Regions from separate parts of the Homo sapiens genome. Here region 2 is linked to region 1. The links are chromatin loops, found by intact Hi-C in ENCODE. Cell type or tissue: endothelial cell of umbilical vein. All regions are shown on one strand. Each heading gives the region's core, and the rest is flanking DNA. Links, peaks and the distances in the headings are about the cores only. Region 1 overlaps PLCB1 (phospholipase C beta 1). Region 2 overlaps PLCB1 (phospholipase C beta 1).

Region 1 (16,008 bases), core at 3,213-11,212:
TGGACCATGGAAGAACAAGAATATGGTAGACATGAAGGAAATGTAGAGGGTGAGTTGCCTGCTCTCAAGCACGATGCAGAATGCAAGACAGTGTCAACTGAGAGGCCAGATCTATATTACTTGTGCAGGGAGGTAGATAGGCCTTGTTTATATTACAACTAGAGCAGGACTTCTGGAGGGCTATAGCTTTATAATTATCATTATTATTTTTTTCCCTAGGGGAGAGCATAGGCCTGGCACTGGGAGGTGCTGATGCTCAGGGGATATTTGTGGAATGAAGGAACTGTCTGGTGTTTGTCTGGCTCACAGTGGGTTCACACAGGGGAGTGTGCAGCCTTGAGGCAGACCTGGAGGGCAGTCATGCTCCTATGAGACCTTCGTGACCTTTGAGGTGTTGTGTTACATTGGTTGGAACACCTTGCTCCTTGTCCTTCCATTCCATCTGAAATCTCCTAGGGTCCTAAGGGACTCTGTGACCTTCTTAAATGGGATTTCTCCATGTGTGTTTGAGAAGGAAACTATTTATTGGCAATGCAGAGCTCACTGCTGTTACAGTGCTGATTTCATTTAAGGTCCAAATATGTCTTAAGATTGAGTGTATACTACACTGCAATTCAATATTGGTTGAAGGTGATGATGCTTAATGTATTTATTTCTCATATTCTAAATTTTACCATTAGTTCCTATTTTCTGAAAAATATGCTCACCCATACACCCAAATATTGCAATGAAAAGCCCTTAAAGAAATTCAGAAGCGTTGGGAGTGACAGAACAAAAGATGCATGGTTGTGAAAACATCCTATCACGATAATGATTCACAAAGAGAAAAAAGAATACTTGTGCTTTATTGCTAAAGTGAGAAAAGTAACAAGACATAGTTCTAAATCTGATTTATAATGAACTTCCACCTACACTATTCTTTGTGTACAGAGGCAATGGAAGTCCCTGGAACAATGCTTTTAATTTCCTCCTTTCTCCACTCCTCGTTTAATGTACTTGGGCCACCTCCATTATTCCAGCTGCCCTCCTGCCCCTGAGAAATACCTCACCTTCTGCATTTATATTTTGGAGCTCGACCTTCCTGGCATCTCTGAATCCTGACTTCATTATTATCTGACACCACTCCCCTTTCTTTTAACAGTGTCTATATGAGTTTCCCCTCAGTTGAAGCTTTCCTAAGAACATAGCAATATGCCTTTACTAGTAAAAATCCCAACCTCAAAACCAACACAATGTTCCCCAGTCCCTTTTCCTCCTTTAGTTACCGTCTTCTTCTTCATCTCCTTCCCTCTACTATGCAAGTGTAACTTATAGTCACTGTCTCCCTGTCCTTACCTCCTACCTACTTCTTCTCAGCCTTCCAAAGTCTTTTTCTGCCCTCACCACTACTTTGAAATTTCTTTATCATGGCTGTGGGCAACATGGCTCCCAGCAACCCCAACTGATGTTTTTCAGAATCTTCCTTGTTTTTATTTGCTGCAGTACCTTCCACCCCTTCATCCATTCATTCACCAGTCATACTTTAAAAATGTACTGATGTCTCTTTTAAGCATTGTGCTAGTGTTGTGGATTGATGATGATTAATGATTTCATGCCTGCCCTTATTGCGGAGACAGATGCTAAGCAAATAGAGGTACAATTATTTTCATTATAACTGCTATGAAGGAAAAAAAGTACAAGTGAGTATAGGAAGCATGGAAGGTTTCCCTGGAAAATTCTATTTATGACAAGTGGGATTTAGGCCAGCATGAGTAGAAGAATGTGTCAGGTGGAGGGAACAGCAGGTGTGGGTATTCCAAAGAGCCAAGGAACACAAGATTTTGAAGGAGAGAAGCAGAATTAGCACAGGAGAGTGTGGCTCAGATAATGTGGTTGGATGGCAAGGGCCTGCATATATACTGCGTAGGTCCTTGCAGGATTTTAGACGTATAAAGTCAACCAGAAACCATTAAAACCATGTTTTCAACCCTGGCACCATTGACATTTGGTCCCAGTAGTTTTTTGTTGTGGAGTCTGGCCTGTGTATTATACGATATTTAGCAGTATCCCTCGCTCTAGATACTGGGTGTCAGTTGCAAAGCCTCCCAGTAGTGACAACCAAAATTGTCTCCAGACATAGCCAAAAGTCCCCTGGGGTGCAAAATTGCTCCCAGTTGAGAACCACTGATGAAAATGATAAATGATATACTATGCTTTTAAAAGTATCCGGCCAGTTCACTGCCCTCCCCGCCACCCCAAAGGCCAATAAGTACATGAAAAGATGTTTAACATCATTAGTCATTGGAGAAATGCAAATTAAAAAACACATTGAGGTGCCACTGCATACCCACCAGAGCTATATGTTACTGAAATTATTGGTTTTTCTCATCTGATGCCCCCACTAAGCCAGGAGCACCTCGGTTGATTTGGGATCTGGGCTTTAATTTGGTTCTCTCGTGGATTATCTGAAGGATCTTGCACGACACTTGAAGAACAATTCTTCCAACATTTCCCTACATTGTGTTAAAAGGGATTTTTCTGCTTGTTCTGTAGGAAGCCAGTATCTTCACATTGCTTCTCTCCACTGTTTTGCACCCTCTACTCTGGACCTTCTTCATCTCTTCTGCTTTTCTTTATTTTGGGAAATTTCAGAGTAGAGACACTCCTGGAGGAAAAGTCTCATCAATGCTGATACACGTGGATGTTTTACTCCAATGATCTTAATTCCTCACCTGGCATCCAAGACTACGTTTATAATGTTTTCATTTCATAGTCAGGGCTGTATTGCTCATGTTTAGTTTGACAAGCATCACATCTGATTTTCTGTGACCCTTAGAACTCTTTGCCCGTTGCATAGCTGTTTTCCCCCCAGTGTCTCTATTTGCTGTATTTGGCCCTGCTGCTTCCTGATGCAAGTCTTGGGCAATCCCTGTGGAACATCGCTTGTTACTTTTCCTGTTGACTCTGTGGTATCGATTAGTTTAGACGTGCATGCCTCTATTCATGTGTGTTCTCTTGTAATACCATAAAAACATGAGAATCGCTGTGGAGTGAGAATTGTGGTCAACCTTGGCCAGGAGACTTTCTGACAGTGGTGCTGAGGAATGTGCCATGGGTCTGTGGACTGGCCCTTGACATGAGCCTTGAGGTTTAGGGTTATGCTTTGTAGTAGTTTACTAAGACTTCCATAGCAAAGGACCATAGCCTGGGTGGATTACACAACGGAAATTTATTTTCTCACAGTTTGGGAGGAAGTGGGAGATAAAGGTGTCAGCAGGGTTGCTTCCTGCTGAGGGCCGTGAGGGAAGGATGTGTGCCAGGCCTCTCGTCTTGGCTGGTAGATGGCCTGCTTCTCCCTGCATCTTCACATCATTTTCCTTCTGTACATGCCTGTGTCCAGATGTTCTCTTCTTATAAGGACACCAGTCATACTGGATTAGGGCCCACTCTAAGGCCTCCTTTTAACTTAATCATATCTGTAAAGACCCTATCTCTAAATAAGATCACACTTTGAGGTACTGGGGATTAGGACTTCAACATGTGAGTTGTTGGGGAGGAGGCCACGATAAACCTGGTGACATACCTCCGCCTGGTAAAGCGTAGCTCAGAGGGTAGCAACATGACAGCTCTAGTTAGATATTGAAGAACTGACACTTAGAGAAGAAGTTAGATTTATTTTGTACTATTTAAATGTTAAAAATTAAATGGTAGCTGCATATGTGGATAAAACCATAAACTGCCTTGCTGGAATTGTGTGACAAGAGCACTGAGATTGCTTTGTGAGAAATCTCCCTGTTAAAGAGTGTCCCTGTGAAGGTTTGGAGTTGCCCTGCCTAACAGAAATATAGCGTGAGCCACACAGGACACTTGTAAATGTTCTAGTAGCCTCATTAAAACAAGTAAAAAAGAAACAGATGGAATTAATACGAATACTATATTTAATTTAATCCACTGTAGGCATTTTGACATGTAATCAATGTCAGAAATCATTAGTGAGCTATTTTCTATTCCTGTTTCCATTCTTAGTCTTTGAAATCTTGCAGCACATCTTAGTCTCAGCAGTCGCATTTCAAGTGCTCAGTAGTCACAAGGGAGCCACAGCAGCTCCTGTACTGGACAGCACCAGTATAGGGCATCCATTCTCAACAGGGGCCATGTCGCTTCCAAGGAAACGAAAAGTGGTTTTGGGGAACAAAAGAAATCTTCTTACTGTTTTTGTTTTTTTTGTTTTTTTTTTTTTTGGTATAAGGCACAGTTATACATACAGCATATAAACAGATATTCAGCCTATCTGCAATATTGAAGTGTCATGGGGGATGATTAGAAAAATAAAAACCTAAAAAGCCTCCCTTGCAGGGCAATAATGGAAAAAGTTGAGAAGCACTGTTATAGAGTGCGTACTTGAAGGTTTAATTTCCAGTGCTTCCCATACCAGCTTAACTGGCTTTCCTTGAGGAAGTCACTTAGCCCAAGCCTTGGTCTAGGTATCTGTAAAATGGGAATAATAATAGTGTCTACCTCTTAAGTTATTGTAAGTATTAAAGGAGAAAAGCCACGTGAAGTTCACCACAGTGATTGGCTCAGAGCAAATGTTGAGAATGTATCAGTTACTATTCAGTCAGGGATTTTTATAAAAAGGTATACTGGTATTAGAAGTGAGTTTGGATTAGTGGTGCCTTTGTCATTTCGTCTCAGTTTCTTTAGTATTTATTATTGACTTATATCAGTGCATTGATGAGCAAATCATTGTAATGTTAATGTTGATTCCAGTGACTCTTTTTTTTCTTGCTGAATTGTTTCTCATTCTTCAGGATTTCGAGGTTTTGTTAAGGTCTTTTGCTTTGCCCCTTGATTGTTTTTGATTTGGCTTAAAGACTCTTTAGAGATTCATGTAAATTACTAAATAACATCTTCTTAATTACTATATTAATCTTCACTATTTATGATATAGGAATGACAGTAAAACGTATTATATCAAATAAAGAGCAGCAAGTAGAAATTTACTGAACATTATCTGCTATTACTAACTTAAGACAAGTATGTTTATTGGTTTTCTTTTTTACAGACAAACATTTATCAGAAAAAATACAACTTTAAGTAAATTAGAGTTGAATTCTTAGAAGCAATATACTCACAAGATATGGTTTGCCTGCATTCTAAGGTCACAGGTGTTCTTGGAGGTAAACATCATCCTATTCCTGACCCAAAGCCTCACCTATTGTAGGCCTACATCCGTGGTTTTGTAAGTGTGGCCCCTGGACCAACAGCATCAGCATCACCATGAGCTTCTTAGAAGTCCAGATTTTCAGACTCCGTCCCAGAGCTACTAAATGAGGGACTCTGGAGAAAGAGCCCAGCAATCTGTGTTTTTACAAGATCTCTCAGTGAACTTGATGCATAGGCAAGTTTAAAAACCACAATCTTATGAAATACACACATGTTATAGATGTTGATGGAGAGGTAAAGGATTAAAATATAGACCATCTGAGAGCTGTCTTCATCATTCTACAGTCAAAGGTCCCAAGAGTCGCAACCCATCTGCAGCTCCTTTGTCAATGAAGGATGGTCATATATTTCAAGTTTCAAACCTGGGTATATGTTCTGACAATTAAGAATATTTGGGATCTGGGTTGAGTGGCTACTTTGGTATGGGGAGAATATAGATACTAGCAGCTATGTGGGAGGTGGGAAAACAAGCAGGTGGAATTGAAAATAGACATTCATATATTTCTGGGTCAGATCCTACTTTGCATGGCAAGAATGCCAAGTTCCAGCTGATCTTGGAATGTTAGAGGTGATTATGAAGGAAGCGGGCAGGGAGCCGAGATAAATGATCACTTAACAGAGGAACTGTGGCCGGAAGAGTGGGGTCAAGAAAACATTGAACAAAGAAGGGTTAATTTTGAAGGAGGGGAAGGAATAAGCTAGAAATGGAAGTATCTGAAACAAACTAGGCAGCATAGAACAGTGTTCCTAAATATAAATTTTGAAAAGTTTTTTTTTTTTTTTTTTGAGACGGCGTCTCGCTCTGTCACCCAGGCTGGAGTGCAGTGGTGCGATCTCAGCTCACTGCAAGCTCTGCCTCCCGGGTTCATGCCATTCTCCTGCCTCAGCCTCCTTTAGAAGTTTTATTCTGCTCACTTAAATATTTGATTGTATGGGATCCTTGCAGGGAATCGCCACCAAGATTTTGATTAGAATTTTGTCAGATGCTCTGATAAGAAAAGAAACTGACCTGAAAAAGATAAGTTACACCTACAGTTTATTCTAAAGTCCTCTAGAAGTGGGAATGTGTGCTGTGTGCAGCCTGTCAAAACTTTTATTTTGGCAACTTCTAGAAGTAACAAAACAGGACTGAAAATATTGCTATGATTTATTGGAAACATTGGTGTGAGCTGTTATGCATGCAATCTCATGAAAGAAGCCTAAACTATTTTAAAAATTAGTCTTTCATTATAATATCGTTTATTTCCAAATGTCTTTTTTTGACATTTAGAAGTAATTGGGAAATTTTAAAATTCTAGCTGAAGTTCCTTGCAACAGCACGGTCCTTGTAAAAGATATTTTTCAAACTGCATGTTAAGGATGTATATATGGAATATCAGCATAAAACAGAATGGCAGTTCCTCAAAAAATGAAACATAGTACTATCATATGATCCAGTAATTCCACTTCTGGGTATATACTGAAACCAAGGACTCAGATAGATATTTGTGCCCCTATGTTCATAACAGCATTATTCACAATAGCCAAAAGGTGGAAACAACCTAGATATTCATCAGTGGATGAATGGATAAACAAGACATGGCATATACATAAATGGAACATTATTCAGCTTTAAACAGGAAGGAGATATGACACATGCTCCATGAATGAAGTTTTAGGACTTTATGCCAAATAAAATAAGCCAAACACAAAAGGACAAATATTATACAATTTTACTTATATAACTACTTAGAATACTCCAATTATTTAATTACCTGGAGTAGTCAAATTCATGGATACAGAGAGTAAGACTGGTGGTTGCCAGGTTATAGGGGCAAGAGGGAATGAGGAGTTAGTGTTTAATGCATGTGGCATTTCAATTTGGGAAGATTTAAAGTTCTAAAGATGGATGGTGCTGATGGCAGCACAGCAAGGTGAATGCATGTAATACCACTGAAAGGCATATTAGAAAAGAGTAAATGTTATGTTCTGTATATTTTACTGCAGTAACACAGAATATCCTGATAAACTTACATTTAGTATTTTGATACATCTGTTTTTAATTATAATCCACTATAATAATAATGAACATTTTTATGTGGCAAACATGCCCAGATGCTTTACCCCAAATTATCCTAGCTATTTCTCACAGCAACCTTCTGAGTTAGGTATTATGATTATTCCCTTCTTTTTTCAGTTGTGTAAAGCTATGCACTGAGATGGGACAGGCAGGAATTTGAACCCAGAGAACATTTTCCAGAACCAGGCTCTTACAATAAAACTTAATATGTAGATTAAAATCATTCATACTGCTCTGCCCATTAGGAAGAAAAAAGTCCCAAATGCCAAAATTATCTCTGCAAGTTCTAATTTTCATTACAAGTTCTTTTAATAAGCTAGATGATATGACACACTATGGTTATGTGTATGAAAAAATTGAAAAAACTGGCAATTTATGTCTCTCTAAAAAATGCAATTCCTGCAAAGGCCTGAGTGTTTCAGTATAAAAATCCATATCCAGTGGCATGTATTTTCTTGTGCAGATGGTATGTCTTTCTGAAAATTGCTAAGAGAAAAGAACACATATTTTAGAAATGTTTAATATTATAATTACAATGTATCCAAGTTTTGCTTTATACTATGCATGCTTTAAACTCAGAAGACTATTTACCTATGATGTTTTATTTTAGCATGTAAAATTGAAATTTGCAACAAGTTTGTATATATCTTTCTGAATATGTAGAAGATGGCCTTATTTACTGTTACCTTGGAAACAGTGATGCTCAAATACTATGTTTTACTCTATTACAATTAAAAATCATTTTATGGAACAAATGTAATTTAAAATACTATTCTTAAGCATGGATTTTAGTTAATATTAATCATAAAAATAAGTAATGATGTTTAGTGTTAAAATTATTTGAAAAGCTAAATATAGATTTTTAATAGAAAACATACCTTAATCAATAAATCATAATGCTTTTTCCTTTACAAGTTATGTATAAGTCTTCTGATTATTAGGAAAGAACCTCAGTTACATAATGGATAATTCCATGAAGTTAAAAATGCCATGTCTAATTTCTTTTGAAATTTTTCTTAATAATTGACTACTTTGGAGAATCTGTACAATTATTACTTCTTAAATAACTCCTGGATAGATTTTTCTACAGTGATATATGTTGATATTCATGTTTCTTCTTACATTTCTAGGACTCAACTATTGTTACTCCAATTATTTTGAGGACTGACCCTCAGGGATTTTTCTTTTACTGGACAGATCAAAACAAGGTAAGAAATGAGGTATGCCTTTCTTACATTTTTCAGTCGTTTACTACTTTGAAAAGTATTTATGTATCTTATCTATAGAAGAACATCCATTTCACAGATCTTTTGCAGTTTATTTAAAGGTTCTACTTTTAAAGAATATCTAAGGTATTCTTAGGACTTAGGACGTTTCAAAGTCACTAGTTTGAAATATTAGATTTGCTAAATTCTAGAGCAATTGGTATTTTTGGTTCTGTTTATATTATGTGTTAGGATAAGAACAGGGAAATTTGAATTACATTTGGTGTAGCACATAATTAGTCAGCGTTACTGATTTAAGTCCCCACCCATAAAGGATGAAGAAAAATGATGAGAAAATAACTTTTGACCCAATAGCCTTACCCCTTGGCTTTTCTTTCTCTCTCTTTTCCCCTGTGCTGTTCATTAAGGACTCTCTCAGAATCAGCAGGAATTTGGCCCTGATAATTTGTTGATGTCAGAAAACCAAGAATAAAATTCCTTTAGCCTATTCCTTCAGTTGTCAGGAATTTCTTACTAAATTAGCTTTCTGCCCACAATAGCATGAATTTATTATCTCATTTGTTATGAAGCCAATTGATGATTCTGTACTGAATTATTAAAAAGTAGAATATCTGCTGATCATAAGATTTATTTGGAGTTTAATGGGCAGTTAGATGAGAACACTCATGGAAAGTGGTTATTATTTCAAGCATCGTTGCCACAGTCCTACACTTGAACCTCAGAGGCCACAGAATATAGAATGTTTTTGTTCTCTAAGTTTTGATATATGGAGAAATGGGATAGGGTTTACTGAGAATGCTAAATACATACTGAAAACAATAGAATAGTAATAGTATACCATTAAAACAGCTGGAACCTCCACAGTTACGGATGAAGGAGGAACAAATTGTTAGCTCTTTCAAAACTCTACATTAGTTTCTTATATCCAAAGTTCCTGGAGTTGCCTGTCAGCTTTGCCTTCTGTCTCTGAGGCAAGCTCAATTATACCTGTGTCTGGTCCCAGGGCCACTCCTGAATGAGCCTGTTTACACATCATTCAAAAGGTGAATTTCAGTCTTGTTGTCCTGGAATTAGACTCTAAATCAGTGTGCCCTGGAACCATGTGTGGCTGTAGAAGTGGAGGTAAACCACAGACCCTACGCTAATGTCAAAAATTGTATGAGTAAGATTTCCTACTTAACGCTCACATTTATTATTGGGTGTGTTAATCGCTTTGGCTTAGACATTCTGTTTGGTTTCCTGCTGTTATGTGTAAAACAATGGCTTGCAAGAGGTTTTGTTTTTTGGGTGTTTTTTTCTTCTCCTAAAGGATATTTTTAGAACTGTTGAAACTATATTCATGAACGATGTACTTATAATGCCTAGAGCATTTCTAAACGTTGGGTATTTGTACGAGAGACCAAACTGTCAGTTTGATTTTTCAACTTGTAGATCAAGCTTCTATAAAAGCAACAGAAGATATTCTGGGATTTTTAAATAATTCATGGCAACTCAGTTAAGCTCCCCTCTAGACCAATCATCAATATTTATTTCCTTAATAAAGAAAAAGGGTTTAGGACCAAAGGCTCTTTGTTGCATTTCTGTTGTGAACCCAGTATTTTGACCCATGCTTATTTTCAAAGGTAGGAAAATTTGTTTTCATTTTTTACACAAACTTTTAAATCTTGGTTGCAATGCTGTTTATGACCAAGCGAAACAGATAATGTGGTAGCAATTCCTTTTATCATGTTATTGCTTTTCTTTTCATGGATATTACTCTTACAGTTCTAGCCAAGAGATAGAAATAGTAAATTTTACTTTTCACTTTCTAAATGCCAAAGTCATCTCTCAGTCATTTATCAGAATTTGGAGGCTCATTTCTTAGTGATCATATATCTTAGAATCCAAAAGATGAGAGGATTTAAGAAAAAAAAATTAAACTTACCATGCTTTCAAGTTTGTCATTTTCTTTCTGGCTTGAAGCCCAGCCCTGGAACCAGTAAGAGTGATTCATCCACTTTTAGGAGATGGACGACTCCAAGTGATGAATTAGAGTAAATGTGTGCTAGAAGAAATGGTGCATGCAAATAAAAGATGGCATGCCAAGCTTTTAGTGGGGATTTTTTTGCATAAGATCATTTGAAGGTACATGAATGAATGGTACATTCATGATGCTACTTAGAGGGCCACTTTTTAAAAAATATTTTTTATCTGGCAATTAGTTTTAGGAATCTGCCACATGTACCATAGAGATAATCTCTCAGAAAACAAAAAAAAAATGTGATACCTTTAAGTTTATCCCTTGATTTTATACACTGTGTTTTCCATTGGTTGGGAAGCTTGCATTGGTATTTATTGTAATATGCCTCTCTTCTTCCTTTGGGCTTCTTCCAATATATTCCCTCTTTGGTCCACGAAGCTTATACCAAAGCACTTGGATTAGCAATCATCTGAGGCCTAGTCTGCTCAGAGGTGAGCAGAAATCCCTAGCAGAGGGGATTTTACAAGTGTTTTTTATTTTTCTTTTTTATAGCATTGGAGGTAAATGGCCACATTTTATGATGTTCTATGCATGTCCGTCTCTTGTCATGGCTACATCAGATCTTGTATCAGAGCCACTTATTTCAAGCCACTGGCTTTCCCCTCTGTAGACAATGACATGCTACCTTCCAAAACCCCTCCTTTGATTTGTCACCACAGAAATGATAGGTGACAAAGAAGACAGCACAGATGATGAATTTAGGAATTAAAAACTAAAGCTAGCGAGTCATTTTTAGGTAGCAGAAATGTGCTTTAGTGAAACACTGACAGGATGTTTGGAGTTGGTGGAAGCAGATAAATATGAATATCATTTTTAGGGATAAATGTTCATGCTTTGTACCAGCTCTGGACTTATTTTAATAATTCTTTTCACTGTATTGTTGGCTCTGTAAATCTTATTGAATAAAATGAGCAAAAATGAGTTTCTGAATATGACTATTTTAAGCAGAGTGGTTTTTCTTGTGTAAGTGTAGGTGATGTGAAGAGGATGAATTTATCTGTAAGTCATGGGTGAGAAGGGAGTCCTGCACAGCCTGAGTACTTGAGAGGTGGCCTACATTAGGCTATAACTTTTCTTTGGATCCGTGCCATGTGAACACTAGAAACCAACACAGGAAGTGTTAGCTGTGAAAACCATGTGAACTATAAGAATCTGCTCCACCGGTTTTGAAAGAAAGGCTAAAGAAGAAAAAAGTGTCAATGTTAAAGAGCTAACCAAAACCTATCCTGCTAGAATATGAAAAAAATTAGACCTTTGCCTTGCAACCTGATGCCCTGCTTCTGTGCCAAGGTTGGTGTAAAAATAAAACTAGTCACCACTAGTTCAGATCCAAGAAGTTCAATATAGTTCAGTAAACCCTTCCTTGTCTTCATAAAACTGGAGCTTGGGGGAAGGGAAAAGGAACACATCATTAAATTTGAAAAGGAATGGGAGGAAGAACACACGGTTTGCATGAAGAACTCCCATTACTTTCTTTTTTGTTACAAATTTTATTTGTTTTTAATATTGTGGATAATATACAAATATCTTTTTATCTGTAAAATAGTAAAGCAATGTAACTATCTTTAAACTGCACTCTCCCATTGACTCCAATCCTAGTTCTCTATTCAGAGTCAACTAATAGTAATAGCTTCATGGTTTCTTCCTAGGTCTCTTTTAAATAAATTTGTGCATGTGTAACTATGGAAATATTTCATTTTGTTTTGCTTATGTCCATTTTTATACTAAGTCACATCATATTAACCATTCTACAATTTCCTTTTTACCATATAGTGTGTCTCAGAGAACTTTTCAAGTTAGTACATGTGTGTCTATATCATTCCGTTAAATTGGCCTATCTTAGGGAATTTTTCATGTTAGTACATGTGTATGTATCACATTCTTTCATATTGCTCTATCGTATGTTAAACAATTGATTACCACATTTTATTTAAGAATACAGAAGTTCTCACTGGTGGATTCTTGGTGTTTGTCTCTAATTTGGGGTTACAAAGAATCCTATAATATGGAGTAATAGTCAGCTGTGTGTAGCCCTCTCTGGGAATATGGGTCAGGGATTCCCTAAGGTAAATGCTCAGAAGTGCGATTGCTGATTTAAGGCTATACCTATCCTAAATTATAATGAATGGCTGTACCATTTTATAACCCTACCTGTCTTATATGAGTGGAACTGTTTTCTTAAGCCCAACCAACAGTAATAGGAAATATTTTAATTTTTGCCTAACTGATGCAACTGTTATATCACCTTGTTTTAATCTGTCGTTGCCTGATTTGCTAGTAAACTGTGTATATTATCATACATTTATTGATCATTTCAGTTTTTCCTTACATGGATTGCCTATTTATATCTCTTGCCCTTGTGTGGACAGTTCTCTGTGTATTCTAGATGTACTCCTTTAGCTGTTATAAATGTTGCAATTACACTCTTCCTGTCTGTGGTTTGTCTTTGACTTTCTTAACATCTAATTTATGGGTAACAAAAGATGACTTGAAGCTTTAAGTTTTCATGTAGTTACATTCCAACTACCTCCCCACTTTTTGCTTCCTTTAAGATATTTCTGATTCCTTCTCATCACCGTTATTAATCTAGGTTTTTAATCCATATGTAATGTATTATGAGGACTGGTGTAAGGTGGAGCTCTAACTTCAATTTCTTCATATCACTCGTAGAGCTGACATTTCACTACCTGGTTTGGATGGCCCAAAGATCTGTTATGTTTTAATGCCTGTGGACTGCTGGGTTCTGATTTCCTACTTCATTCTTATCTCATTTATTTTCTGCCTTTCTTACTTTGTGGTTCAAAATTGTAATTCTTTTTGTTTACCCGTGATCCTATATTAGAGATTTAAATTTATACCTGCATATTTAGTCATTTCTGGAGACTTAGGGCAAGAAAGATTGGTTCTACCATTCATGCCATCTGCCATCTTGTTCTGCCCTGTGAATTTGCATGAGACACCATTCTGGATGTTTGTACAGAGTGATGATTCAGTTTCCATTAATGGCAACCATAGATAGTCTTCTCTTATGATAACCTTAAATTTCTACAGAGTTCAAAAGCAAAGTTTAAAAGTTAAATATTTACATAAGTCACAGTAACATTTTTCAGCATGAGTCCAGAGTTCAAAAATATTTTGAATGATGCATCATAAATGTCAACAAGAAAATCTAGTGATTTCCTATTAAAAATAGTCTGGCTTCCATAAAGAACTACTGGGTACCACACATTTCATTAATGATTTTTAGCAGTGGGGCTTTCTCTTTGGGATATGCTTCTCTAGGGTATCCCAAAATTGTCAACTTTGACCCTTCTTGTGTATAGTAAATGGGATAGGTCATTCAAGAGTCCACTGAGTGATTAAATGCAATGATGTAGTTATAAATTTAGAAGATAAGTGCTATTTATTTTATTTGGTAGCTTTCTCTAAAAGTTGAAACAATAACTTACATTATCTGGGAAAAAAACCAGCAAAATTCACGTGAGGATTGCTTTGTGAGGGCTGGGATTGTTCCTTGGCCTGGAGCAGTGTGTCAGTCATTGTTGACTAAGCAGCAGCATCTGGGGACTAAGTCCTTTCCTTCACCTTCCTTGAATTTCCTTCACCAGTATTGATGATATTAATAGCTAAAACAGACACAGTGCCATACCCACACCCTCTTCCTCACCACTCCTGAGAACATAAGCCGGGCTCCAGTGGCTGGCCAGTGCCTGCATTCTTTTGCTTTGTCTGGCTACTAGAACTCATGTTGCTACCCATGCAGCTGCCCAGAAGTTCCTGGCAATTCACACTCACCCTCACCAATGGGATTCAGTGGATAAATACCACAGCTCCCTCACCTCTTGGGTGGGATAACTTAAAGGTGCATTCTTTATATTATATCCCAGAACTCTCTAGTGGGATTAAGCCCAGTTACCCACAGTGGCAACTGGCTTGAAAATGTTCCCCTTATGGGCTTCCTTCCCTTCCTGTCTCACTTCTCCACTCCTGATTGTGTTCTAAAACCACCTCTAAAATAAACTACTTTTACTAGAATCCTTATCTAGGAACTGCTTAATGCAGATGCATAGTGCTTAACAACTTAATATAGATGCCCCCAAATGAAGGGTTTTAAAATGATTCCTTGGTTAAGAGAGATTGGAACATATTAAGTGAACACTTTTATTTGAAGCCAAGTCTGATTTTCCTAAAACAGTCCTAATTTGGGAAGCCCAAAGCTGGTTGAGGAAACCAGCTTTGAAGCTGTGACAGATGTGGTTTGTCACAGTCTGGCTCTGCTGTGTATTTAATGAGTCACCCTCAGTGAATCTCTTTAAAAATCAAAGCCTTGGTTTCATTATCTATAAGGTGGGTATTACTCTCTTAGTGTTGTTGTGAACATTCAATGTGTAAAATGAATGACTTAGCATAACACCTGCTACTTTGTAAACTCTCCATCCTTTGTGGTGGCTTTTATTATTGCTACATAATAAACAATGACTCTCTGACCAAACAATTGTCCATAAGTATTAGAGACCACAAAAATGTGCTGTTTTGAAAACCAAGTGACCATTTATTTATGTATATCTTTTTATTCCTTTTTTCTTCTTCAAGGCAACACTGACTTGTTTTCTATTTAGACTCTGCTGTGGTCTTTTGATCTGAAACATTGAAGCTTAGGTCTGTTTGGGCAAATAAGATGTTTATTTATGTATTTCATAATGTTGTGGGAACAGAGCCATGGAAGGCAAAAGAAGGATTTATTGTTTAAAAGACTTTCCCTCTGGGGATAATTTGCTAATAAATAGTCCATCATAGGTGAAAGTTTCTTGGACCCTTGGAAATTTGAAGCATCGTATGGAACAACTTTTAAGATGATTTAGAGGACTTTGATAGGAGAAAATTGTATTATTCACAAGAAAAATTGGACACAATCATGGTTGCCTATGCCTTTTTCCTAAGATAGTCACTTTAGGATTGTGACAACTACATGGGCATCAGGCCACTCCTCTTCCTCCCTACTGACCAAGACCTTAGAGATTAAACTTTTAGTGTTTTTGAGGATAGTTTAGCCACTAAGCCAAGGTTCAGATTGCTGAGGAACAAATCTATCCTCACCATATCAACTTCCAGGTTAAGTTTTTCCATTTTTATTAACATTACCTTCTTTTCACTTCTGTGACTCCTCAGAGATTTTGCACCAGTGAACTCTGGCTAGCATAGAATAGACATGTCATGATGCCTTAGCTTATGTAGACACAACATACAAATAAATGTTATTAGAATGGAATCATTTACAAGTTCTTCTTAGAGGATGTGATGTATGATTTTTTTGGTAGAATTTCTAATTGAAGTGTAGCCTTTTAAAGTATATTTTAAAATTAGGCTAGTCATTTTGAGATGGTTTCATTGCAGCTTCTTTGGAATCATTTTTAGAGTAGAAATGCATTAGTATAATTTTTATGTCACAATCACCACACTTCATTATGGGCATAACAACAGCAATGCTTGTTTTAATA
Region 2 (16,008 bases), core at 4,903-12,902, 75 kb after region 1:
GCTAACAGAGAAAAAAAAAAGTTCAAACAGATTCTTGGAAGGCTTTGAAGCTAGGATGCTTGGGGAGCATCTTTGTAGTCTGTTGAGGGATTAGAGACGGCAACATCATGTCGCCTCGCAAGCCAGAGGACAGCTTTGAATTGCAGCCAATCAGAAGCCATAGTATGTTTTTGGAAGGTGGTGGGGGCCAGTTTTTTCCCTTCAAATAGCTGACATTTCGCAGCCCCCGTCCCTCTTGGAGCACGACAGCCAGAGAGTATGCAATTTGTTTGGAATTCTCTCACAACAGTCCTAGTTTGAGGCTAAGGCTAGGTTGTGAACATTTAGAGTTTTTGTACGTCTTGACAAATTTGTGTTCATCAGGTGCTCCGTGACCATCAGTATTGTTTTGGTTATACAGACCAAGTGTTCTGGGCTCAGATCCAAAACTTGCACAAGTAAATCAGCCTCAGAAGGCAGCCTTAGAGATCTTTGAAAAGTGCTGAAGTAGGGCTAAATATTAGACAATCTGCCATAATTTAAGTTTTATATGTATGTATATATATTTATATATATATTTAATTCACAGCAGGGAGCAGTACACACATCGTAAGAGAGAAATCTACTTTATGCAGAGTTAATTGGATGATACCCTAATTTGATGATACCCACATCATTCAGTAATTCAGTTTTGCGCTTTCTTTCTTTTTATGCTTTTCATTTAAAAAGCCTATTTATATGATGTTGAGGAGTTTGTTAAAATTAGCTGATATTTTAGGATCCTTTTGACATTTTATATGATTATAGGACATGGGGACATGAGTTCAGAAAAATTGGAAGGCTCTCACAGTTGAAGAACTGCCATATTTGGGAGTCCTTGGCAAAGTTTTATGTAAACTGTATGTTTTTTACTTAGGGAGTCTTTATAATTGAAAGCACCCATCATACTTTGTGCATGGACTTCTATTCACAGAATGAATTTAGCAAAGCTATTGGGCAATATAAAATTTTAGGATAGGGAAAACATAGCTCAAATGCTATGGTCATTGTGGATCTCAGACTGAGTACAAGGCTGCAATATTCACTCCTGAAGCTAGAAACAAACCTCAATCTGAAACCATGCTGGAATTCTGTAATTCTCTTCCACAAAGCTAAAGTAGAATGTGTTGTGTTCTGTTTTGGTCTCCACAGTTTAAAGAGGACTTCTAAAACAGAGGCAGAGTTCAGAGATGAATTTGAGTTTAAAAATACGATTCTAAGTAAAGATAGAAAGTGGGTATGGTTGAGTAGAAATAGAAACCTGATCGTGACTCATGGTGTCCACTCAACCAAAGGTAGTTTCCTGGGAAGTAGAAGATCCTTCCCCTCAAAAAGGTCAGAGAAAAGGCCCCACAAATCCTCATATTTAAAGATATCTTATAAGAGTACACAAAAATGATATAGCATAAGAGGGAGAAATTCAGAGTATTTCTCTTGCTATAGATGAACATAAAAATATTTGACATCTGCGGTGCCTATATAGAAACTCAAGTACATGGAGCTCTAAGTCTATTCATTATAGAGCATTCAGAACCCTGGGCAAACCAAAACCAAAATAGTGGTGTCAACCCACTTCTTTGACATGCCACAACTAGTGGCAGATACCTCCTATTCTCCCCCTTACCAGGGACATTCTCCCAAATGTGTCCTCTTGTGCGTGGCTCACCACTGAGGTGCTTTGTCACTCACCTTCTCTATATGATTTCAGTCTGACTGTGAGTGGGTACTGTGATGAAGCCTTTGTCCACCTCTCCTAAACCTTGTTTTAAACCCACTTTACTGAAGGTGACATTTCCCCAGTTATTCCTTATTCACATCTCCTTTGTAAAAGCATCTGAAACCTTCACGCAGAAGCCAAAGTGTGTTACAGTTCTGAGTAAAGACCCCATTAAATATGAAGATTCTAGGGCTAGTGGATCTCTAACCCTAGGTGATCTCTGCAATAAGTGCAGTGAAACCATGGGGTCAGAGCCTCAGGAAATGGTAGAGTTGAAGGCCAAGATCTGCTGATTGATAACTTCACAGAGAAGAAAACTCAAGAAGAAACCAAGGGACTGAATGAAGAAGAAAGAAAAGAGATGAGATGGAGTACCCCATCTCTCCCTGAGGATGGAAGGAGGGAGGACAGAGGAAGAGCAGCACAGAGGCTTCCAGGTGGAGAGAAAGGTGTAGCTGTTCAATAATCTGATGAAAGTGATAGGAAGGAATTTGTGAGACTGTGATATCAATGACCTTGGACTTCTTACCAAAGTATGAAATGCAGTGTGATTTTTCCAGTAGGATGATGCATAGAGCTGAAGATCTTGAGGAAAGTTGTAAAGGAATGGTGCTATGGTTTCAGTATGTCCTCCAAAGTTTATGTGCATTGGAAATTTAATTCCCAGTGCAACAATGGCTTTTCAGAGGTGATTAGGTCATGCATGCTCTGCCCTTATGAATGAATCAATGTCATTATTGCAGGAGTGGGATAGTTATTGCGGAAGTGGGTTCCTGATTAAAAGGATGAGTCTGGCTCCTTTACTCTCTTGTTCTTGCTCCCAGTTTCACTCTTTTGCCCTTCCACCTTCCATCATGGGATAATGCATCAAGCAGCCCCTTGCCAGATGCAGGCACTTGATCTTGGACTTCCCAGCCTCCAGAACTATAAGAAACAAAACTCTGTTTATTATAAATTACCTAGTCTGTGGTATTTTATTATAGCAACCACAACATGGACTAAGACAGGTGGGCTAACTATTGAACTGAATTTTTGGTTCACATTTATTCATTCATCTATGCAATAATATTCATGCTCTTCATTATATATCCATTATATGTGTTAGGGGCATGTGCAGTGAACAAGGCAAATGTGTTCCCTGTTTTCATTGGTGGGGAATGCTCTTGCAAGTATGGTTTCTAAAAGGGCAGTGTTTTATCCCCTGGGAGAGTGTTAGAGATGGGAGTATCTAAAGGCGCTTTGGCTCTTCCCTGCATAATACATATGCTCAGAGTTCAGATAGGTCATAGAGTGAGGCAGTGGTAGAGCTAACAGTTTTCATATAACAAACTTGCCTCTTTTTCCCCAACTAGTAAGAAGCATTAGTACACAGAAAAGCGTTGATTCTGGAGCCAGACTGCCTAGTTCAAATTTCAGCTTCCACCGCTTACCAGCTCTGTGGCTTCGGGCCAGTGATTTAATTCCTCAGTTACCTCTAATGTACACTGGGAGTAATAATAATACCTACTTCACAGAGCTATTTTGAAGATTAAATAAGTTAGTGTTTATAAAATGTCTTGGCACATAGTAAGCACTCTATAGCTATTGACAAATAAAAATAGGCCCTTAGACAAAATCTAGTATGTAAAAGGCAACAGAGAGCATGAATTAGTCGGTCTCAAGGAAGGGGCAATGCTACTCCCTAGAAAATATTTCAGAATTTTGTGGGCATTTTGGTTGTTCCATGGATTGGGGAATATGGTGGGAAAGGGCCAGCACATTCCTGCACAAGTTTCAAATATTCTAGCAGATATTTATGCAGATGCAAAAAAGGCATTTTAAAATGATCTGAACTACATATAATTCCACCTTATATGTAGGTGTGTCAGTGTTTTATTGAGCTGTGAATTAGAAGTTTCAGAGTTTTATTCTACACTGGATTTCCAGGACTGTGACTGCCTTCTAAATTGAGGGATGATTTCCTTTGTTTTGTTAAGAACATTACCAAGAGTTACTCACTATTTCAGAATGTCACTGATACACCAATCCTAGCATTTGAATCCCAATGTAATGCACCTCCATCAATGTGTGACACTCATTGTGGTTCTCCTTATTTGTACAAGCATCTCAAGACTTCACTGTGTTTTCTAGTGAAGCTGTAACCAATCACTAATATATTGAGATGCATATGCTGTTAGAATAACTTGCTTTCCTTTTACATCTTCATATTTAAATGAGAGTATTATATTGTCTTTTAAGAAATCGTATCAGTGGCTAGACAGATTGCATGATGAATACATTTTATTTTCTTATACGTATTTGTTAGTGGCAATGTTGGGACTGCTGTGGGTGAGAACTTCTGCTACAAGCAAAGGCCCTGGGGCAGGTTTCAGTTAGAGTTATAGAGCCTGGATAGTTGTTAGAAGGTGGGATGCTCTCTATAAGGGAACTACTGCTCTCCATAAGGAAAGCATTTGTTAAATGGGCAGGAACTGTAACATGAGCGATTTAGCATTGTCTTAGCTTGCCAAGCTCTAGTTTGTTGATGTAAGATACTGACAGTTCTCTTTAAATCTTTGTAAACAAGGTAGAAGCTCATGTCTTTCTGATAGAGAGTAGTCACTACACCTAAACCAACAGCTCGGATTTATGTCCAAATCTATTTACATACTCACACAATTCTAGAGTTAAGTTCGCTTGCTCACACAAATGTGTTATTTGACCCATTTCTCCCACAAATAAAAGTTACATTATTAGAGGGATACATAAGAATTTGAATTGTTATATGTTAAAAACTTATTTCTTCACATTGATGCATTTGATATATTATTATTTATAAGTAGTACATGTGGCCCATTTAAACAACGTGAGGGTTTCATAAGTGATTTTTTCTTTGGGTTGCAAACTATTGACAGGTGGGGAGTCAAATTTGAATATCTTTGTGCTCTTGTTAACTAAAACAATGCCTGGCATACAATAAGAATGCAATACATCTTTGATAAATGAATGAGCCCTTATTTGTGGGGTGGTGGATTTGGGAATGTAAATGGAGTTAAAGTTATACATTCTAGATTCTACTTCCTGATCTGTCACTTAACTGAGTTTTGAAGTTTGAGAAATGACTTAAAATCTTGGTATCATCATCCAAAAACTGCGATTGGTATCACATGCCCAGGTTATGTATAACATTTTTAAGATCAAAAGAGAGAAGACAGATAAAAACATTTGAAATCCACAAAGTGCTAATCAAATACAGGTGTACTAAATTCCACAAAAACAACAGAATCAGATTAGGGCTTATTCAGAGAGAAATGATGCATTCACTAGGGGTTTAGTTGGTTGAATAGTGTTCCCTGCAAATTCACATCCACCCAGAACCTCAGAATGTTACCTTATTTAGAAATATATTTTTTGAAGATAAAATTAGTTAAGATGAGGTTATATTGGATCAGAGTGGACCCAAAATCCTATGTGGCATCCTGATAAGAAGAGGAGATGATACATGGGGAGTCACAGAGAAGAAGGCCATATAATGGCGGAGGCCGAGATTGGGGTGATACAGCTGCAAGCCAGGGAATGCCAAGGACTGCCAGGAGCCACAGAAGCTAGGAAGAGGCAAGGAAGGATTCTTCGCTGGAGCCTAGAGAAGGAACATGGCCCTGCTGACAACTTGAGCTTGGACTTCCAGCTTCCAGAACTGTGAGAGAATAAATGTCTGTTGTTCAAAGTCACCCAGTTTGTGACAGTTTGTTATGGGGGCCCTAGGAAACTAATACAAGTGTTCATTATTTTTTCCTCTTCTGAAGAAAGGGACAGGATCAGAGGTGAAATAATGCTTCTGGAAATTTGCCTCGTGTCCTGGCATCAGTACAATTGGCCAGACCTTTATGGAAATAGAAGCAGTTAGCCTAAGGTTTAAAAGTACTGGCTTTGGGACACAGATGAGATTATGGTTTCATCACTGGCAACACTCTGGGAAGTTGGAAATCTTCCACTTCCCACCTGTAAACTCCAAGTGATGATAGCCATATCCAGTCCATTAGTTGACTTGAAGGTTAAATGAAATATTATATGCAGCTTGAATATATGCATACATATATCTTCTCAATGTTAATGATTATTACTATAGACTAGATAACTTGAGGCAACCATAGTTCAATTTCAGATAGCTCTAGTTTATAAGACTGTGAGCCAAGAACTTAAAAAAAGAAAGGTGACGGTTTTCATTTTGATTCAGGACTCGATCACCTCTTTGTCAGAGCATCTGAATTAGCCTTTGTCATCATGATGATGATAACCAAAACTGGTCAATTAACTTCACTTGGCTGATTTGCATTCTAATTGCAATTTTTTTTATATATCTTTTAAGTAACTGCAACTTTTGGGCACTGTTTAATAAAACCAAGAAATTGAAAGTGAGGAGCTTGAAAAAGTCCTTGAACCTTACAATTTCTTTACAGATTCTATATGTTTCACAATAAAGGCAAGGTTTTAAATCTCAGTTATCATGAGAAGGCTCCAGGCTGGCTCTTTGCCAGTGTGTTTAATTGAGAGATGAACACGTCAGATTCATCTCTCACACACTATCACTATCACTGTCCTCTCTGAGCTCAGGCTGGGCTCTTCTGTCCCCCATCAATAAATAATTCTTCCTTAGGTTTAAAATCTCAAATAGCAACCTAAGTGCATTAACAAAATATGTATTATATAAGAAACATTCAGAGAAGAGAAGTTCAAGGTCAAAGCTAAAATTTACACAGAGTTTCAATATTTAAATGGGTCTGAAAACTCCATATTCCATAGCCCTGTACATTTACCTATACTCCTCAAACATCTCTTTGCATAATTACTTATGCTGAATTGAAGCAAAAACATCAAAATGTCTGGAAATTTAGGTTTCACTTTCCATTATTTTTCCAAGAACTTTTAGTAAATGTTTTCAAAACAGCTTTAATACTATATCTCATCATATAGAAATCATGCAATCATAGAGGCTCATTTACATGCTTCTTGGTTCCATAGTGGTTGTATGCTAATTACACCTACATACTTTCTGAACCTGACAAGACAGTGTTTATAATTTGGCTTCAAATGCTAATATATATTTTAAAGAAATTCAGATGGAAAATCATCTTTAAAAACACCTTATTCACATATTTACCACGATCAGTGCTTGTTATTAATTTCTGAAGTTCTGAGTTTCACTTCTCTTCAGCCTAGCTTCCTTTAGCATTTGCCATTGTACAGATCTGCTGGAGAAAAGTTCTCTTTATTTTATTCTGTTTAAAAATGTCTCTACTTTTCCTTCATTTCTAAATGATATTGTTTTCTAGATATAGAATTCTGGGGTAACGTAGTTGTTTCAATACGTTTATGATATTTGTCAACTTATTGTGCCTGTTGTTATTAATCACTCAAATTCATAGTTCATGTCTAAGTAATATTTTGTATTACTCTAGTGGCTTTCAAAATTTTCTCTTTACTTTTGGTTTTCAGCACTTATACTATGATGAATCTAAACATGAATTTCTTTGTATTTATTCTACTTGGTTTTTGCTGAGTTTCTTCAGTCTGTAAATTCATGTCTTTCACCAAATTTGGCAAAATTTTGTTCATTTCTTCAAATATCTTGTCCCACTCTCTGTCTTCTCTTCTTTTGGGACTCCAATTACATGCCGTTAGACTTTTTTATGTTGCCCTATTTTACATTATTTTTAATAATTTTGTTCAATATTTGTCTTCAATATTGTAATCAGATGCAAATAAACTGGCTTTCTCAACCTTAATTACATCAGCCTTCTCTGTGAAATAAATTCAATCCTTTATTACACAGTTTTTTTTTACAACAGCTATTCAACAAATGTGTATGTCATCCTTTCTGTAAATGTGTCATGGTAATAGTATTTGATTAGCTAAATTATCATTTCACTCATGAGTGATTACCTATGTCCATAGGTCTACTGCCTGTCCTAAATTGAACAGTTTTGTCCACTTAAAACAAGCAAACTTCCACTGATAGGTAAATGTTCCAACTTTACTGTAGCTTGCAGCAGTGCCTCTGTTAAGTGGAATTCTATTTCTGCCACAGCATCAATAAGCTTTCCTGTGTATGTCCCATATAAGGACCTGGTTGCATTTCTATTATGGAAGCCATAGTTGCCCTGCTAAGGAGTCTTGCCCTTTCAGGGAATTTGTGCTTCAGATAAACTGCCAAAACCCAGGCCTTCTTTGAACATTTATATTGTCTCACAGCTCTATTTAGAACAGTCTGTAAGATCACTCTGTCCTGAGTAAGACTTGAAGACTCATTTTTACCATCACATTGGATAATACCCTGCAAGCCAGCCCTTTGGAGGAATCAAAATTGAACAATCAAGCCTGAGGACTTGATAGAGTCTCAACTTTGACTTTTTAGTTTTTTTTCTCTCTCTCAATCTTTTTCTTTCTTAGAAAATAGAAAAATGACTGCTTACTACTGATTGTAATGTGTCTCAACTTTTGAAATTCAGCCTTAAACTTGTTTTACTGTGCACATTTGCTTTTGTTGAATTAAGTCCAGGTCTCTTCATTTCCCAGGGCAAAAAATCTTGGTTAAATTCCATGGGAAAGGATTGTGTTTTGGGTATGTAAACATCTATCCAAATACTTGTAGAATTCAAAAAGAGCATACATTCTTAAGAGTGACTCAGTTCAAACACATGCGTGCAGATTAAACGTCTTCTTTAAGGAAGCATATAGTTAATAGTTTTAAAAATGAATTTCCCCAACCTGATTCAAAGAACTCTCATTCTTCCAGAATAAAATATATCTTAACTTCAAGTGGGATAATTGGCCTCACCCCTACAGTGCTTGCTTGGCGTCTAGCAATTATGCACTAGAAAGCACAAAAGGGATAGAATTAATAGGTAAATTTTAGTGAGATTTGGCATGTGTGAGGTTAAGGGAATTTTTCAAAGTTGCTTATAAAGTTGCATACAGTTTCAAATTGTTTTCATTTTGAGTTATTTTGGTTAAAAACAGAAACCACATTTTAAACAAGCAGTCTGCTTAATGTAAAATAAACATGTAACTTAATTTGCACATTTGTTGGGTGCTTGTTTTGGAAATCATTGTGGTAAAATGGAAATAATCACAGAGGCTTCTGAGCCAGGTAGATGTGGATTTGAGTCCTGGCTTACTAATTCTGTGGCATCGGGTAAGTTTCTGAGCTCTTCTTAGCCACCATTTCTTTTTCTATAAATTAAAAATGATCGTATCTATCTTTAAGGGTGGATTAGAGGGTTAACAGTTCAGCACCCACAGGGTTTTTAATAAGTACTTTGAATTTTGAGAATAGACAAGACCTAAACATTAAAGTATTTTGCTTTTGACTAATAACGTCTAGATTATTAGTCTAATAACTTCAGGCTGTTCATAGTGATCTTGCTGGGTTGAGGCAATTGAGACTACATTTTGAAATCTTTTGTTTTGTGAAGTATACACCACACATAAAATGCATAAACCATAAATGTTAATGAATTTAATAGTAATAGACACCTATGTAATCATCACGCAGCATATCAGCTTTAAAAAAAATTTTTAAAGAACTTTTTGATGGTATTATAGCAAAGATACAGAAAAGTGAACAAATCATAAAGTTTATAATTCAAAATAATTTTCACAAACTGAACAACCTCATAACCATTGCCTGATCAAGAAATAAGACATTTCTGGCACCATCCCCCCGCCCACCACGCCACCCCTAGAATCTCCGTGTGTTCTTTCTATTCACTATCCATCCTCACCAAGGTAGAATATTCTGACTTCCTCTCATTAGATGAGTTTCGTCTGGTTTTGAACTTCATATACACGGAATCACAGTGTGTACTCATTTATATCATGGCTTCTTCAGCTCATTATGCTTGTGGTATTCATTTTTTAACCACTCATTATGGAAAATTTCAAATGTACACAAAATATGAGAAAGTATAGTGAACCCTAATGTGTCCATCACTTCTTTAAAACCATCCTTAACTCATAAATACTTTGATCTAAACACCGTCTTAATTCTCTGCTGTCCCCAAGGCAATGGATTATTTTCCCCAAACATCCTATCATTTCATCCATGAATATTTTAGTAAGTATCTCAGCAAGAAAAGGATTCTTTTTGTCACATCTACGAACTTAACAGTAATTACATGTTTTCAATATCCTATCTTGGATCAGCATTTCTCCATTGTGTCATAAGGGTTTTTTTGTTTTGTTTTGTTTCTTCTGTTTTGTTTTTTTCTGCAGTTGGATTTTTTACAATAGGGTCTGAATGAAGTGTGAAGATACCTTATTTTAAATGCCTAATTGTAAATTGGGGGAGAGTCCCATTTATATAAACTGAGTCTTTGAGTTCTTTATGGCTCATGTGAAGAAACAAACATCTTGCATATTTTCCAATTAAATATGTTGAGGCTTATAGTATTTTAGAATATTAGAATTCGAGATAATCTTATAGTTTCTTGATATCTTGTGTCTTGGCATACTTGGAATCCCCTCTGTGTTTTGAAAGTGAACTTTTAGCTTCACCGACTTTTTCACCTTTGGTATTATAGAGTCTACTTTCTGCTATTTTTGCTCTCTTGATTTACCTGCCAAGTGGCAGGCACAATGGGCAATTTTAGCTCAGCTCATCTGAAGAAATTCATCACTGAGACCTACAAAAATTCCTTGAAAGGAACAGAGAAAGCCAAGGTTGTTCTCACTTTCAGTTCTCACTTTTGCCAGTTGGATGGGACAGTGACTTTAAGGATATAACAATACAGCTGACACGATTAGGTGTTTGTTTAAATGATTTTTCATTTCAAGTTTATCTTTGTTTAAGCTGACCACAGCAAATATTTGATGTTACCAGTTAAATATCTTGCAGTCTTTTCACGTTTAAAACTTTTTCAGCCTTAAGTTTCTGCCTTCTTATTTGTAACCTGTACAAGGGTTTTCCTCTCTGTCTCTTCCATCACGGGATGGTGTCTAGGCACATGGTAAGGGCCATCTTGTTCTTGCAGTTGTCACTGGTTGGTTGAGGGCTCTTATATTGTTTAATGTCAAGCCAGGTCTTCTGTGGTTATTGAAAATTAAGTGTCTTTTGCAGGTCATTCTCACACCCCTGTTGATGATCTTCACTGTTGCTTCGAGCCATAAGCTTACCTTTCACTGTGAACTCTGGCCCCAACCCCAGACCTACTTCTGTCCACTAATCCTACAGCTTCCCTTGGTACTTGTGCACTCCCTGCTGCTTTCTCTCCACTAGCTGTAGTGTGTTGGACCCTGTGAGGTCACCTTTGCCTGGTCACCTCCCTCACGTTTGCCATTTGACTGTGCCCAGGTCATACTGAGCACACTGCCAGGAGGAAGGTTGAGCTTGGAGGACATGAATGAGGAGAAGCTGGGGGCCTATAGCAATGATTTTAGAATCATTGATTCAAAGTTGGATGCTTTCCTCATATCTTCTGCATTTCCCTGAAGAAGTTTCCAGGACCTCTCTATCTCCTTTATATTATAACCTCCTACTTCCTTCTCCATGGCTTGTTTCAGTCTTCCAGAATTGACGCAATGACTTCCTTTAAATTAACAGGTAATGTGAAATAGTCTAGTTGCCAAATTAAAGAGAAATGAAAAGGAGCAAGTAAAACTAATTTTTTTTTTTTTTTGAGACGAAATCTCACTCTGTCTCCCTGGCTGGAGTGCAGTGGCGCAATCTCGGCTCACTGCAACCTCCACCCTCTGAGTTCCAGTGATTCTCCTGCATCAGCCTCCCGAGTAGCTGAGATTACAGGCACCTGCCACTGCGTCTGGCTAATTTTTTGTATTTTTAGTAGAGACAGAGGTTCACCATCTTGGCCAGGCTGGTCTTGAACTCCTGACCTCATGATCCACCCTCCTTGGCCTCCCAAAGTGCTGGGATTACAGGCATGAGCCACCGCGCCCGGCCAAGTAAAACCAATTTTTAAAATATTTTTATTTAGCCTAAAACATCTGAAATGTTATCATTTCAACATGTAATCAATATAAAAATTTATTGAGATATTTTACATTCTCCTTGTCTTCTTTTTTTGGGAAGGAATGGGTACAGAGTCTGGATCCCAGAGTGTGTATTTTTCCCTCACAATACACCTTAGTTTGGACCAGCCACATTGCAGGACTAGAGGCTACCATATTGGACAGAATGAGTCTAGGTCATGAATGAGGAAGCTTCTAGATAATTTTAAGAGAAAAGCAAAAACAATAAATAAACTCTTAGGATGGTGCGGCTTTGCCTGTCTACATTAGCATTTCATTAACTCCAGGTGCTTGTTTCCCACTGCCACTTGGTATGTAAAATTTGTCTTCCACTCAACCAGGCAGATTTTTGATCACAGAAATTAAGCCTCTGGTTTCCTCTCAATCCACCCAAACACATAGCATACTGCTGACCTCACAGCAGGTACTCCAGCCAACCAATCCCTGAATTAAAAACTGATTACAGGCAGCTGCTCGATGCCTTGCCACTTCCCCTCTCAGTGAGTCCATTTTATTTGTCTGACAGCAAAGCTCCAATTCTGTCTTCACCCCTACCAACCCACACTTTTACAAATTGCTTTTTAGCTTAATGTTGAAACAGCCACGCTTTAAAAATATCATTTCATTATGTACAGGTTGGCAATCAAGAAAGAAAAATTCCCATAGGACTCAAATGAAACAAATCTAAAAATTTAGGACTGAAGCTCGGGAATGGTCAATCTGATTTTAATGCTCTCAAGAGTCCACATAAAATATATGGGCTTAGCAAACTTTCTGGGAAAACCCACTCAAAGAGATGACTTATTGATGCATGGATGAAGCAAGAGTGACTCCCAGATTTTATCCAAAAATATATCTAATGATATATGAAAATGATCATTCTAGTTAAATATATTCTAATGATTTGAACATATCTAAATAAGTTGGTTCTATCCCTCATAAAATCTAATGACAAACTTCGGAGACTTAAAAAGTGTGAAAAATAAAAGTCGAATTCTGGAGGGTAAGGCAGGAGAATTGCTTGAACCTGGGTGGGGGAGGTTGTAGTGAGCTGAGATTGTGCCATTGCACTCCAGCCCTGGCGACAGAAGTGAGACTCTGTCTCAAAATAAATAAATAAATAAGATAAGATAAAATAAAATAATAAAATAAAGATGAATAACAATCGGCCCATACAATTTTTACCCCAGCAAGAGGATGTTTGGTTAAATGGCCAGCACTGATTATTCATACAAGTACCCACCTCCCCACTATCTCATACACCCACTCAGTCACCAACCTTTATAGAGCACATCTTTTTAATTCCCCTCAAAGCTGCACTTTCCTCTCTGTTCCTTGCCATCCACCTATCCTTCTGGATTGCTGGAATGGCCTCCTGACAAGTCTCCTTGCCTTCTCTGTGCATCCCCACCCCCGCATTTGTCCTCCAGGTCAGTGTTTCAAACTCTGGTTTCTGTTTTGTTTCGTTTCTGAGACTGGGTCCTTCACCCAGGCTGGAGTGCAGTGGCATGATCATGATCACAGCTCACTGCAGCCTTGACCTCCCTGGCTTAAGTGATTCTCTCACCTCAGCCTCCCACAGAATACTGGAATTACAGATGTGCACCACCACGCCCCACTAATTTTTTTTTGTATTTATTTATTTATCTATTTGTAGAGACAAGGTTCATGTTGCTCAGGCTGAACTCTCCACTTGTTTTTCAGTTTTTAATTTTTTAATTGGCATATAATAATTGTACATATTTATGAGGTACATAGTGAGTTTTGATACATGTCTAGTGATCAAATCAGGGTAATTAGCATATCTATCACCTCAGAAGCTCACAATTTGTTTTGTTGGGAACATTCAAAATCCTGTCTTATATATATTTGAAAATATATACAATTTTTGACTGCAGTCATCCTACATTGCTGTCGAACACTAGAACTCATTCCTTTCATCTAGCTGTAATTTTGTGTCCTTTAACAAATCCCCCCATGCACCCTCCCCGCTACTCTTCTCACCCTCTAGTAGCCACTGTTCTATTCTACTTCTAAGAGATCAATGTTTGTAGCTTCCGTATGTGAATGAGCACAAGCAGTATTTATCTTTCTATTCCTGGAGAAGAGCAGGCTTTTTCCTGAATACATTGCTGTCCAATATTACTATAAAACATAATACACATGAATTATTAGAACAATTAAATGAGAAAAACCCAGGCATGCAAAATATTAAAAAATATTTAAAACATTATTTTAAAAATTTAAATAATTATTAATTTAAATAGACTAAAATTGCTCTCTCAACTTGCTCTGTAAGTTCCCATATTTACTCTCAGTTTCTGTACTTATCTTCCTGTGAGATTTTAAAACAGCTTGGTTCATAATTCAGGTAGCACTGATATAGATCCACAGTCCAATACTATAGCCAGTACTCACATGCAGATGTTTAAAGTTAAATTTCAATTAGTTTAACTTAAATTCATTAAAAATTCAATTCCTCCATTGCATTAGCCACATTTCAGGTATTCAGTAGCCATGTATGGCTAGTGATAACTATATTGGACATCACAGATATGGAACATTTCCATCATCGCAGAAAGTTTTATTGAACAGTACTGCTGTAGACCCTTGCTACTTACAGAGTGGTCCATGAGCCAGCAGTTCTTACTTCACATGAGAGCTTGCTAGAAATGAAGAATCTGAGCTGGGTGCAGTGGTTCATACCTGTAATCCCAGTACTTTGGGAGGCCAAGGCGGGGGTGGGTCGCTTGAGCCCAGGAGTTTGAGACCAGCCTGGGCAACATGGTGAGAGCCCATCTCATAAAATAAAATAAAATAAAATAAAATAAAAATAAAATAAAAAAAATAATTTAGCCAGATATGGGGACACACACTTGTAGTCCCAGCTACCTGGGAGGCTGAGGTGGGAGTATCACTTGAGCCCAGGAATTCAAGCCTGCAGTGAGCCATGATCACATCACCACACTTCAGCCTCGGCAACAGAGTTGCGACTTGGCAGCAAAAAAAAAAAAAAAAAAAAAAAAAAAAGAAATCTGAAAAACAGAAAACAAAGTAGGCCTAAACCTCTTGAAACAGAATGTGCAATTCAATAAGTTTCTTAGGTGACTCCTATGTACTTTAAAAGTAGAAGCCCTACTCTGGGATGTTTCTAGGACAATCTAAAGTCCAAATCTGATCAGACTATCCTACTAATCCTTTTAAATTGATACATAATATGTGTACATATTTGGGATACATGTGGTTATGGGATACACCTGATCTTTTGGTACATGCTTAGAATGTGTAATAATCAAATCAGGGTATTTAGGATAGCCATAACCTTCAACATTTATCATTTTTTGTGTGTGTGTTGGAAACATTTCAAATCTCTCCTAGCTATTTTGAAATAAACAATATATACAATGTATCATTGTTAGGTATAGTCATCCTACTGTGCTGTCCAACATTAGAATTTATTCCTTTTATCTAACTGTATATTTGTACCCACCACTAATCTTTCCATAGCTTGCAAGACCAGCTCTATCTAAAGTGGTAGGTATTAGCCACATGTGTTTATTTCAATTTCAGCTAATTAAACTTAATTTACATTAAGTTTAATGTCAATTAAACTTAAAGTTTAAAAATCATTTAAAGTTCAAAAATTATTTTCCCAGCCCGCCAGTCACATTTCAAGTACTCATTTGTCGCATGTGGCTGGTAGCTACTGAGTTGGACAGTGTAGATACAGAACATTTTCTTAACTGCAAGAAGTTTGATTGCACATTGCTGATTTAGACTCTAGTTTAACATCCAGAGATCTCATCATCTAGCAGAACTACCCCCTGCCTACCTCTCAAGCCCCCAAACCATGGTGCACCAGGTTGGCCCTTGTCTCTAACACAATGAGTTACGTAATTTAGTTCCTATGCACCATCACCCTCATTGTTCCTTTACCTTGACCACTATTTTTCCATTCCCTTCTTTCCATTCACCTCTCCATAATCTTCAACTAATCTCTGTGTCAAAATTTACCTCATGGTCAGCTGCTCCAGAAAGCTTTTCTAGAAACCATCCCATGCTGCAACCCTGCCACAATTTAGATTGTCCCCTTTCATTTCTTAGGTAGAAGCCTATGTATGCATGTATCACATGCTTTTGCTGTTGATTTATTCTCTCCATTTAGATCAGCATTTCTCAGCCTCAGCACTATTGACATTTGGGGCCAGATAAGATAACTCTTTCTTGGGAAAGTAGACAGCTGTCTTGTGAGCTGTAAAATGTTTAGT

Evidence for each region. Peaks named below come from ENCODE experiments on the same cell type or tissue, not always from the same donor. Only the 100,000 strongest peaks of a DNase experiment are listed, where the experiment ranks them.
Region 2: it touches region 1 in a loop (2.2-fold over the local background); 15 of 110 quality-filtered maps call a loop at or near these places.

What each region holds. Positions count from the first base shown.
Region 1 is chr20:8,141,900-8,157,907 of GRCh38, forward strand. It overlaps PLCB1 (phospholipase C beta 1), which reads left to right. Exons shown (of 32, transcript NM_015192.4): 2 at 8,395-8,472. Among named protein-coding and RNA genes, the nearest start is that of PLCB1, 18 kb to the left of the region's middle. RefSeq lists enhancers at 13,518-13,662, 13,523-13,667, 13,558-13,702 and cis regulatory regions at 13,584-13,597, 13,590-13,601, 13,624-13,637. In endothelial cell of umbilical vein, for the core only: no CTCF peak of the experiment used is centred there; DNase peaks (open chromatin) are centred at 5,792, 6,772, 9,702, 10,442 and 2 weaker places; H3K27ac peaks cover 6,409 bases.
Region 2 is chr20:8,215,315-8,231,322 of GRCh38, forward strand. All of the region lies in intron 2 of PLCB1 (phospholipase C beta 1), which reads left to right. Among named protein-coding and RNA genes, the nearest start is that of PLCB1-IT1, 25 kb to the right of the region's middle. In endothelial cell of umbilical vein, for the core only: no CTCF peak of the experiment used is centred there; a DNase peak (open chromatin) is centred at 8,307.